Linked DNA regions of Homo sapiens: regions 2 and 3 are each linked to region 1. Evidence: chromatin contacts called from ENCODE Hi-C or POLR2A ChIA-PET data. All regions are on one chromosome and are shown on one strand. The core of a region is the stretch at or near the end of the contact, and the rest is flanking DNA. Distances in the headings are between cores, read along the strand shown.

What was found. Hi-C counts contacts between places; a loop is a spot of excess contacts on that map. ChIA-PET counts read pairs that join two places held with the same protein, here RNA polymerase II (POLR2A). Pooled maps may share reads with other maps.
Region 2: a pooled map shows a loop between it and region 1 (6-fold over the local background). The contact joins the promoter of ZNF445 here to the promoter of ZNF660 in region 1. A Hi-C loop is called at or near these places in 1 of 37 single-sample maps with no recorded cell type and 7 of 50 pooled maps. POLR2A ChIA-PET finds 5 or more read pairs at or near these places in 2 of 52 experiments (H1 and WTC11).
Region 3: a map with no recorded cell type shows a loop between it and region 1 (7-fold over the local background). The contact joins the promoter of ZKSCAN7-AS1 here to the promoter of ZNF660 in region 1. A Hi-C loop is called at or near these places in 2 of 37 single-sample maps with no recorded cell type and 6 of 50 pooled maps. POLR2A ChIA-PET finds 5 or more read pairs at or near these places in 5 of 52 experiments (AG04450, Panc1, WTC11 and 1 more).

The regions. Positions count from the first base shown.
Region 1 is chr3:44,582,624-44,586,521 of GRCh38, reverse strand. ZNF660 (zinc finger protein 660) reads right to left here and starts at 1,558. Exons shown (of 3, transcript NM_173658.4): 1 at 1,515-1,558; 2 at 309-417. It overlaps ZNF660-ZNF197 (ZNF660-ZNF197 readthrough), which reads right to left and starts at 1,558. Exons shown (of 8, transcript NR_147692.2): 1 at 1,515-1,558; 2 at 309-417. The region is part of intron 2 of ZKSCAN7-AS1 (ZKSCAN7 ZNF cluster antisense RNA 1); the gene reads left to right. It also overlaps a transcript of ZKSCAN7 not described here.
Region 2 is chr3:44,475,610-44,478,997 of GRCh38, reverse strand. It overlaps ZNF445 (zinc finger protein 445), which reads left to right and starts at 1,328. Exons shown (of 8, transcript NM_181489.6): 1 at 1,328-1,407. LOC101928529 (a long non-coding RNA gene) reads right to left here and starts at 1,308. Exons shown (of 4, transcript XR_940785.4): 1 at 789-1,308; 2 at 329-416. RefSeq lists silencers at 1,351-1,510, 1,531-1,580.
Region 3 is chr3:44,683,729-44,687,538 of GRCh38, reverse strand. ZKSCAN7-AS1 (ZKSCAN7 ZNF cluster antisense RNA 1) reads left to right here and starts at 1,886. Exons shown (of 3, transcript NR_157564.1): 1 at 1,886-1,980. LOC124905403 (zinc finger protein OZF-like) reads left to right here and starts at 1,757. Exons shown (of 2, transcript XM_047449433.1): 1 at 1,757-1,784; 2 at 2,749-3,810. The coding sequence starts at 1,757. The coding sequence ends at 3,761. RefSeq lists an enhancer at 1,742-1,871 and silencers at 2,042-2,171, 2,222-2,271.

The DNA.
Region 1 (3,898 bases), core at 309-2,808:
TCTATCCAGTCTTATATCCAAATGTACAGAAGGAAAACTTGGAACTTAGAGGAAAGCTGGGACTCAAATCCAAGTCCCATGACACCCAATTTTGAGTTCTACTACATCACCCTTATTCCCATCTGAAACAAAACTCTACTCCTCAAGGTCCAGAGGCCCCCTGCCCACTTCAGTGCTTTTCTCCTGTTTGATAAATACCACTGAGAGAAGCTCCCTTTCAACCCTGGTGCCCACAAGCAGGATTCCTGTGCCCAGACTAACTTCACAATCTAGGCCTCACCTGCCCAGGAGAGAATGGAATGACTCACCCATATTCCTGTGCACAGCAGCCTCAATCCAAAGGATCTGCACAGCACAGATCTTGCCTGATCTCCTCCTTGAGTTCAGTGAAGAAGTTCCTAAGAGGGTCTTGAGTCACTGTAAACAGATATAAATGACTGAGTTCTCTGAGCCCTGAATTCCAAGTGGACACTCAGGGCAGTGTCCCATCTTTGGGTAACTTCCCTTCCTATAGAACTGTGGGCAGTAAGAAGGATCATTTCCAGTGTAAAGATGAGGGAATGAAGCTCCCAGGGATTGAACGACTTGCCCAAGGTCCTATAGCTAGTGAGTGATTAAAAAGCCTTCTGTGTCTTCAGGAAATCCTAATTCCATCACACCACAGCCTCCCCTTTTCACCTGCTCCATTGATATCTAAAAGCTTCCATATTCTCATCTAACTGCAAAATACAATGCAGTGGAGAACTTCCTTGCAATCCAGCTTTCCACAGAAAGTCTGCACAAGGGGGATGAGAGGGAGAACTTTGCTGAGTCAAGTGTCTTTAGGAAGACAGAAAGAAACAAGTCTTTAAAAGAGCACTAGAAAAAGAATGTTCCTTTTTTCTGTTTACCCATTTCTTAGGATTACTAAGCCTCAAATATGTTTTGTGTTTCCCCCTCCAGATCCCCAGGCTCTGCTTCTAACCCTTGAAGTTTGTTTCATTTCTCCCCTACTAGAATTTAGTTCTGTCCTGTACACAACCATAACCCCAGGACCTAGCACACTACTGGGTTAGTGCTCAATAAATATTTGTTGAATGAATCAATGAATGAATGAGTAACCTTGGGCAAGACTCCGTCCTCTTCTCTGGGCCCCAGGTTCCTCACTGGTAACGGGAGGGATATTGGACTGGTGATTTGAGTCAAATACTCAGGGGCTGTGGAGTCCTGAGAGCCTAGGCGGGACTCGACCGCTACTACCCGGAAGGCCCACTGCCTAGGAGCGGGGACGACACAGTGCTGTCACCACGGCCAGCCTGGTCCAAGCGAGCAGCTACGAGGAGTCAGAGACTGGACCCAAGACAAAGGGGCAGCACTGAACGAGAGAAAGGGGAGGCCCACAACGACCCCTTGGCTGCCGCGCCCATCTCAGCAGCGGGCAGCCGCAGAGGAGCCCTGGCCTCCTGGCTTGCGTCTCCCACACGCTCCCAGAACCCGGCCCGACCCCCCACGCCAGACTGTAGAGCACCCCTCACCGAAAGCGCCAGACCCACATCTTGAACAAAGCGCAGAAGGAACTGCGTCAGCAACTCCCAGCTAACTCCCAGCCTGTCCCTCCGGCCCTTCTAGGCTTCGTGAGGTTTCCACATCTCTGTGCCCGCGGGCTGGAGTCCCCCCGCCCCTCAGAAGCCCCGCGCGGTCGGCCGACGCTCTGGCCCTGCCTCCCTTCCGGGCTTTGCCCTATCATTGGATGGAAGGGCTTGGCGACTTCAGCCAATGTGAGGAGGGCCCTGGAAGTGGTGGAAGCTGGGCAGGGGGCTTGGTTAGGGCGGAAAGAGACCGAGCATCTGGGTGGCCAGGCTGCCAGCCTCAGGCTGAGACTCCCTAAAGTTACACCCCCAGCTCCGGTTGCTGAGCAGAGAGGTCATCTTTCCTTCCACAGATCTGGGTCATTCAGCCTCAAAGCCAGGATCAGCTATGGTTTATTGGCAGCATATGAAAAGACGTTTTGGGTGCCTACTATGTCACTCACTGTTCCAGGCGCTGCGGATACAGTAGTGAAGAAAATGAACTCTCTGCCCCATTGAGTTTACATTCAAGTCAAGGAGACAATGATAAATAAATATGTAGAACGTAGCAGTAAGGGGAGAGAGGGAGTAAGGGGAGAGAGGGAGATAGTGGTGGGACTATTTTACAGATGACAGGGAGGGCAGAGACAGGAAGTGGGCAATTGAAGCATGTGGCTATCTGGGGAAAGAGTATTCCCATAGTGGGCCATTAGGAGCAAAATTCTTTAATCAGGAGTGGGGTGGAGAGGTGCACATTTAGGATCTTGTAGACTATGATAAGGGCTTTGGATTTGCTCTGCATAACAGCTGGAGGGCTTGGGGACAGAGGAACGACATGATCTAACTTTTTTTCCCTTACCACATATTCAAAGACTTGTTAGCTATGAGACATGAAAGAAGCCAAGAAGCCTGTTACTATAAATTCTGTGAATTCTTTGCTGTCTGTCCTTAGCCATTCTAACATAAACCTTGCATGAATTTTGCTCTTTGACTTATATTTTTAGTTTGCTTTGGCTGTCTTGTTGAGAACGGTCTGAAGGTGGGTAAGAGTAGAATCAGGGAGATTAAGAGGCCATTACAATATTCCAGATGAGGACTGATAGTGGCTTGGACAGGCTTAGAAGTGATGCAGGTAGTGAGAAATGGTTCTGCATATATTTTGAAGGCATGGCCTGCATGATTTGCTAATGAATTGAATGTTGGTTACTGATGACTCCATGGTTATTGATCTGAGCAACTAGCATGGGATGGTCTTTTAGAAATCGAGTAGCTTGAAAGGAACAGGTTTAGGGAGAGGGATTAATAGTTTTGTTTTGGATGTGTTAAAGATGCCAATTAAACATCCAAGATGAAATGCCAAACAGGCAGTTGGAATAGGAGTCTGGACTTCCGTGAAGAGATCACAGCTAAAGACATAAATTTGGAAGTTGTCAGGACAGGATGAGACAATCTAGGGAATGATTTATCTAAGAAGGAGTCTGAGAATCAAGCTTTTGAAGTACTTCGTCAATTGACAAATATTCAGTATTTAATATTGTTGAGTACTTAAAGTATACCAGGAGCTTTCTTCTCCATTGGCTCATGTAGGTGGCACAACTCCGCCACATTGTATAGAGATTGAAAAAGAGATTCAGACAAAAGTCCTCCACAAGTTCACACCCTCAGTTGATGTGGGACGTAGAACTCGGGACACTCTCCTGAAGAGCACAAGACTACTGCCACTACATCAAGAAACTTAAAAAGAATAGGCTGGGTGTGGTGGCTCACGCCTGTAATCCCACCACTTTGGGAGGCTGAGGCGGGTGGATCACCTGAGGTCAGGAGTTCGAAACCAGCCTGGCCAACATGGTGAAACCCCGTCTCTACTAAATATTACAAAAATTAGCTGGGCATGGTGGCAGGCGCCTGTAATCCCAGCTACTCAGGAGTCTGAGGCAGGAGAATCGCTTGAACTCGGGAGCTGGAGATTGAAGTGAGCCAAGATCACGCCATTGTACTCCAGCCTGGAAGACAAGAGTGAAACTCAGTCACACACACACACACACACACACACACACACACACACACGAATATTCATGTACATTAAGGGAGCTGTGATCTTTAACTTACTTAGTCTTCCCTTTCACCTACTCTTTCATTTGGGTGGGTGGGGCCATTCATTCTGATTCAAGCTGCTAACCCTACATCTGGTCCCAGGGAGGAATGATTACTCCTTAATATTCTAGTCCAGTAATTCTCAAATTTTAGAGAACGTAAGGGTCACTAGAATATATGTTAAAAATAGATTCCAGCCTGCCTGTATCCAGCTTCTATTGCCCTTATCCACAAGCATACTTTTTCCTACAAAAATC
Region 2 (3,388 bases), core at 79-2,578, 110 kb after region 1:
GTCCTCAACCCTGCTGTGACACTTGGGAGACTGAGTTTCCTGGATTGCCCTCTGGCTTCCAGTTGAGTTGGGCCAATGGGAAGCCCTGGCAGGAGATCAGAAGAGAGCTGGGTTCAGGTTATTTATTACCTCAGCTTCCTTTGTGCTGGACTATGGCTTGGATGTAGCCCTCAACTGAAAGCCACAGTTTCTCTCAGATGGCCTGCTCCTAGGGGTGAGAATAGCTTCTAAATTTTGCTAGCCATGGGATTCTGCACCACTCCGTGTTGCATTTCCTTAACCCTGTCCACTTTGTGTAAATCGCCCCTTGTGAACTCTCCCCACTTACCTTGTTTGAATGTGCCATCTGTTTCTCTATCACCTTGTCACCATCTTCCTGGTGTTCAGGATCTATTCTCTGTTTCCATCTTTGGTGACTGGGGCATTAAAAAGGGGTGGATCAGATGAGTAAAGCAAAGCCTCAGGGCACAGATGGGCATCATCAATGCCCATCTGAAAGATCAATCGTCAACATGTTGCAGCCTGCCACTAGGAAGCACAAACCAGAGGACTACCAGGACAGCAGCTTGTAGCATGCCCTCCAATGGCAGCAGATGGCCTTATGGCTTTGGCTGTGCACCCTCAAGGTTCTCTGGCACTGGCAATAGATGACATTTGCTCCTACAGGGGGTGGGCAACCTCTCCAGGTTGCTTCACCTCCTCTTCAAGCAGCCCCTCCACCCCCTACCCCCAACCTACTCCTCCCAGATTCCACATATTATTGGGCAATGGCATCATTGTTCACTCACCAGGCGAGCCTAGTTAGAATTCACCCACAGGAGAAAACGAGTGAAGGCCGTGGGAAGCTAAAGTATGGTGCACCTCTGAGCTGGCTATGAACAAGTATTCCTGGGTATGGTGATGATGGGGATGAGCTCGTCTTGGAAAGGCAGGAGTTCTGGCACCTAGCTTCCCGTAGGATCTGGTTCCCCTCTTTGAAGTGTACCCAGGCGAAGAATGAGTGGCTCCCTTAACCCCTTCTCCTGGCCAGGACCAGTCTGCTAGATACTGCTGGCCCTATTTTCACCCCTAGCTTTGGATCCCTTTCTTCCCTGGAGGGAAAGAGGCCTTCAGGGCAGCCCCGCAGACACGACAGGAGGGATGCAAGAAAACAGGCGCGGCTGGGCATCCGAGCGTGGAAGGGAAATGTCCAACTGAGGGAGGTGAGGGATGTTGGACAAGCCCCGCCGCCCGCCGCACCGGAGCCGGAGAGAAGCAGAGACGTTGGGCCTCCCAGTTTCCTAGAGAGGCCGCGGAGGGCCCCGGGCGCCGACGCGCGTGCGCGACTGGAGCCGCCGGGAGGTAGGCGCGGGACGGGCGGCTGCGGTGGCGGCGGGTGGACCGATTGTCGCTCGGCGGCGGGAGTCGGTGAGAGGCCTGGCGGGGCGCGGGGGTGGGGGTGGCGGCATTGCGGGCGCGGGGCTCCCCGAAGTCCGCGGCATTCTCGGGCCTGCCCGGGCGGCGGACGGGGCCCGGCCTGGAGGCTGCGCCCGTGGCGGGGGTCTGGCGGTGGATCCCGCCCCCGCCACGCTGAGGGCGTATCTAGAACCTCTTTGCCTCCCAGGCGTCCGGGGTAGAGAATCTGGAGCCCGGGTTTCTCCGGGCTTTCTCGTTTCATCCAATTCTGCATATAAAGCGTATTTATCAGAGACAATTAGATAACACGGGAAAGTAGAAGAAAAGTAAAAGTAGCCGCAATCCTGAAATCTGTCTCCAGGCCTCCTGACATTTAAAATATCTGTGCATAATTCTGCACACTGACATCCATAAATATATATTACGAAATGAGAGCGTGCTCTTGCTTTTTAAAAAACCTGTTAGTATTATTGTGAGGAAACAATATTGTGCCAAAATAACACATAACATTTACCATACAATACATAAACGTTTACCATTTAACCATTTGGAAGTGTGTAATTCAGTGACATTAAGTATATCCATACTACTGCTTTTTAAAAATTATAATCTCCTGAATTTGTAGAATGCATTTGTTCTTATTTTGGCTAAAATTAGTGCTGGCATTATGACACCACTAAAACATTTTTTTTTTGGCGAGGATAATTAAGAAATCGTGTTTGCAGTTTATTTTCTGTAGGAGACACATTTGCATGAAGCTCTAAATGGTGAAGTGACATTTGTGCAGAAAAATAGCAAAATCTTGTTTGTCAGGGTGGTTATCTTTCACAATGAAGTAACTAGTATATAAAATGCAGTTTTTAAACAAAGGCAGAGCTCTAACCTGCAGCGATTGTAGCACACTCTGACTTGCACAGGCCTAAGAGATCAGAGTATTGTCTCCTTCCGAATTTAAAAGTGGTGGCCAGGAAAGAATGTTATTCTGTTTCAAACGGCTTGTAGTGCAAAACTAAAAACTCAGTATTAGGTTGGTTGTTTTGCAAGGAAGTGCCAGGGAGTGGTTTGAGCAGTAATTTGATTAAGCAGTTTCAGAGAGCCTCCATGTGTTGTGTGTGTGTCTGCGTGTGTGTGTGTGCATGCATGTGTGTGCATATTCAGGGACCAAAGAATTAGGCTGCTCTTTTATGTTATCTTAATGAAAGGCAGACACATTTTGGTTAGAAAAAAAAAAAAGTCTTACTGTAAGCCGAAAAGATGAGAATGTTTTGAAGATAAACCTCAGTATGCACTTAAAAAGGAAACTGACAAAAAGCATGAAAAATGGCAAGTATTCCACCGCTAGGTTTTCTCTGGCTTCCGGTATCCAGGAAGAATTAGTGCATAAGCAGTCTACGATGTCAGAGAGTAAACTATAGTAAAACATAACACTGTATTTTGCAATTTTCAAGATTTTGTATTAGAAACAATGTGAAAGAGTACATTTCTGTGACTCTCAGGCGAATTGTTAGGTGTTCTGTAAGATTGAATTTATGAATTTCTTTTTTTCCTTCCTATTCTTAAATTTATTTTCTTTTTCCTTGTTTATTTTATTTATTTTATTTTTGAGACGGAGTTTCACTCTTGTTGCCCAGGCTGGAGTGCAGTGGTGCAAACTCGGCTCACTGCAGCCTCCGCCTCCTGGGTTCAAGTGATTCTCCTGCCTCAGCCTCCCAAGTAGCTGGGATTACAGGTGTGTGCCACCACGCCCAGCTAATTTTTGTATTTTAAGTAAAGACGGGGTTTCACCGTATTGGTCAGGCTGGTCTCGAACTCCCGACCTCAGGTGATCTGCCTGCCTCAGCCTCCCAAAATGCTGGGATTACAGGCGTGAGCCACCGTGCCCGCCTCTTGTTTTATATTACTATGTAGCAGCTGTCACTGTTTAGCATACCACGAATCTGTCTCCTCATAGACGCCTCAAGGCAGTACTGGAACATACAGTAGGTTCTCAATA
Region 3 (3,810 bases), core at 637-3,136, 100 kb before region 1:
TGTCAATTTACCATTGCTATGGCAACACCCAGGAGTTACCGCACCTTTCCACGGCAATGACCCAATGACCCAAAAGTACTACTCCTTCCCTAGAAAGTTCTGCATAAAATTCTTTTCTGCCTGACCTTCGAGATTGTGAAAGTCGTCAAAATCAAAATGGAGTCACTTGTGTCAAGCCCTAACAAAAAAAAAAAAAGAAATAAATAAAACCAGAAGGTTAAGAAGGGAGGGTCCTCATGCACATATGCCTATGTTATGAAATATTACAAGAACTTTCTATGCATAGGTGCCCATAACAAGAACTTCTGACAAGGGCTTTCTAAGCTGCAGCTTGCTACGTGAGTAAAAGGAAGCTACCTGGATGCACAAGAACACTTGCTTGACACACTCTCTCTGTTAATAAACTGGCATCAACCCCTCTGATAAGTCTTGTAACCAATATTCTCTTTGTTTCAAAACAAATTACGTATGCTTCCTTTTTGCCTTTAAAAACTTTTCCTTGCTTCAACTGATGTAATGCAGGTCTCAATTAATTGAATAACTGTCTTTGTTTTTTGCTTCTGTAATACGTTTTTCCCTGCACAGATTTTCTCCTGCCCCACGAAATGCTTAAAAGGTAACTTAACATTTTGTTCAGGGCTCAGCCTTTGGATGTTAATCCAACTGGGCCAGTGCACCTAAATAATAAATATCCTTCTCAACCCCATCGGTCTCTCTAATTTTTTATCAATCCCGCTACACAACCTCTTTGGATATGCCAATGGTCTGCATAGCCCCCATATACTGGATTTGTGAATCCCCTGTGCACTCCTGAATAAACACCTTATCTTTAGAGAGTCTGTCTGTTATTTGGGTTGACAAGATGTTTGTGGATCTTATGGTCTAAGCATTCTCTCTATTGCAATAGTCCTCCTCTCCCTATTGTAGTAGTACCTTTCTCCCATTTGCAATTGTCCTTTTGAATAAAGCCTGTCTTATCTATGTCTGAGTTTGTTTTTTATTTGACAACTCAAGTAGCTTCACGGTTATGCAAGTCAGGCAAGCCCCAAAGTGGAGCTTAGCCCACAAGGGTTCCTGGCTTTGCCCAGGAAAGACTTCAAGGACAAGCCAGAGGTAGAAGAAAAAACCCCTTCAAAGAGGCGGTGTTACAGCTCTGTAACTGCTCCTGCAAAGGAGGGCTACCCTGTAGGCAGACAGTAGCAGCTCAGGGCAGTTTTGCAGTCATATTTATATCCATTTTTAATCGCATGCAGATTAAGGGGCGACTTATGCAGAACTTTCTAGGGAAGGAGTAGTACTTTTGGGTCACTGCCATGGAAAGGTGCAGTAACTCCGGGGTGTTGCCATGGCAATGGTAAATTGACATGGCACACTGGTGGGTGTGTCTGACTGAAAGCTGCTTCCACCTGGCTCTGTTTTAGTTAGTCCTCAATTTGGTCGAGTGTCTGACCCGGCCTCTGGAGTCAAGTCCTGCTTGCTACCTCAGCAGTTCCATCCCAATCCTACTGCAACGGGTTGGAGAGCATTGACTAGAGAGAATTTTCTAACTTGAATCTTCTAACCTGAATCGTATCTTCTATAAGCACCTCTCAAAAATAAAGGAGCTGTAGAGAGACACTTTTACATTGTAAAAGAAGTAAAAGTTAAACATGTCAATATCTAAGACTTTAATTTTTTCCCCAACATTCTCTGAGGCCTTTGTGTAGATAGTAGATTGTCCTCCCACCCCTAAACACATTGCAGATTTTTAATTGGAATGGATAGGTCAGATGTAGGAGACCCAGGTAAGGAGGCGTCGAGGTCAAAAGACCTCCGAGATTCCTAGAGCGGTCGGCGAGGGGCCTGCAAGTCGCCCCGGCCGCACTTCCGGGACGGCCCATCTTCCTTGGGTACTGAAGCTCGCGAGAGGATCCTGGGGGCAGGCGCGTCGCGGTGGCAGTGTTTCTTGGGTGTGCGGGGCCGGGCGCCCCGTAGCCTCTGGTGAGCGAAAGAGACCGGGGCCGAGCGGGCGCAGGCTTGCCGGGGCTGCGGGCTGCGCTGGCGGCGGGGCCGGGTGGCGGTAGTGGCGGGAGTGACTGGCGGGAATCCCCGCGGCCCCGGCGCTTGGGCTTACTGTGCACTTGATGTAAGGGGAAAGTCGCTCGTCAACTGCTTGAAGGGCAGTTTTGCGGTCATATTTATACCCATTTTTAATCGCATGCAGATTAAGGGGCGGCTTATGCAGAACTTTCTAGGGAAGGAGTAGTACTTTTGGGTCATTGGGTCACTGCCATGGAAAGGTGCAGTAACTCCGGGGTGTTGCCATGGCAATGGTAAATTGACGTGGGCACACTGGTGGGTGTGTCTGAAGGGCTTGTTGTTAGGGTGAACTGGGGACTAGAAATGGGATGCGGGCGGGAGGAAAGTAGTGTAGGTGCAGGTGGCAGTCATAAGTGTCCCATAAGTCTGAATGTCTGAATGTCTGAACTGTGTAGATTTAAGGAGCATTAAAGAGGCAAAATAATAGCAAGTGCTTGTGTAATGCTTAGCGTGGGCCAGGCACTGTTCTAAATGCTTGTTTCATTTAATCCTGACAGCAACCTTATGAGGTAGGTACTATTATTCCTATTAAGAAAAAATGAGAGGGGTTAATCTGCCTAAGCGCAAACAGCCCCTAAGTGGCAGAGCCAGCATGGAAATTCAGGCCCTGAGGCTTTTTTCAGGCTGTGTTACCAGCTCTTCCTCTCAAAGACGACTTTGAAGAGTAAGGGAGAGAGAGAAGGCAAGGAGCATTCAAAAATTGGGAAGACAGTTTGAATATTCATCAGAGAGATCCTTCCAGGGAGATACTGAGGACGAGGACTAGAAATATAAGGCCAGCAGAAATCAAGGATGTAAAAATCTCCCTAGAGAAGAAAAGCCAGAAAGGTAAAGAATTTGATAACTTCTTTAATCTAAGCTCAAAAAGTATTTCACATTCGAGAATTCACAGGGAGAAGAACAAGGGGCCAGTTTCAGAAGTCAAAATACAAGTCACAACTTACGAAAGGCTTCAGAGTGTAGCCCCTCTGGCAGCCAGGTTTAGAGAAGCCCTAGCGGGGAAGGGAAGTGCAAAGAGGCATCAGGGAAGCCAGGCAGGACCCAGAGCAAGGAGAAGGAAGAGAGTTTCCACAGGTGTTGCCTTCAGAGACAGGAGTGCCCTTGACAAGGAAAGAGGGCAACAAAACTACCCAGGAGAGAAACCCTTTATCTGTAAGGAGTGTGGAAAAGCCTTTGGTCAGAGTGCAAGCCTTATCGTGCACCAAAGAATTCACACAGGGGAGAAACCTTTCCTATGTAATGAATGCGGAAAAGGTTTCAGACAGAGATCACACCTCATACGACATCAGAGGATCCATACTGGTGAGAAACCCTATGAATGCCAGGAATGTGGGAATACCTTCAGCCAGAGCTCAAATCTCATAGTTCATCAGGGCATCCACACTGGAGAGAAATCTTTTGAATGTGGTAAGTGTGGGAAAGCCTTCAGCCGGAGTTCAGGCCTCACTGTCCCTCAGAGGATCCACACGGGGGAGAAGCCATTTGAGTGTAATGAATGCGGCAAAGCTTTCAGTTGTAGTTCATACCTTATTGTGCATCAGAGAATTCACACAGGGGAGAAACCCTATCAGTGTAATGAGTGTGAAAGAGCCTTTGGCCAGAGCTCCCATCTTATTCTCCATCAGACAACTCATGCCCAGAAGAAACCTCAGCTGGCTACTTGGGTTAGGGCCCACTGTTAATGGGGCAGAGTTGAATGGTCATGTTATATGCTTGCCTTCAGCCAGGCCA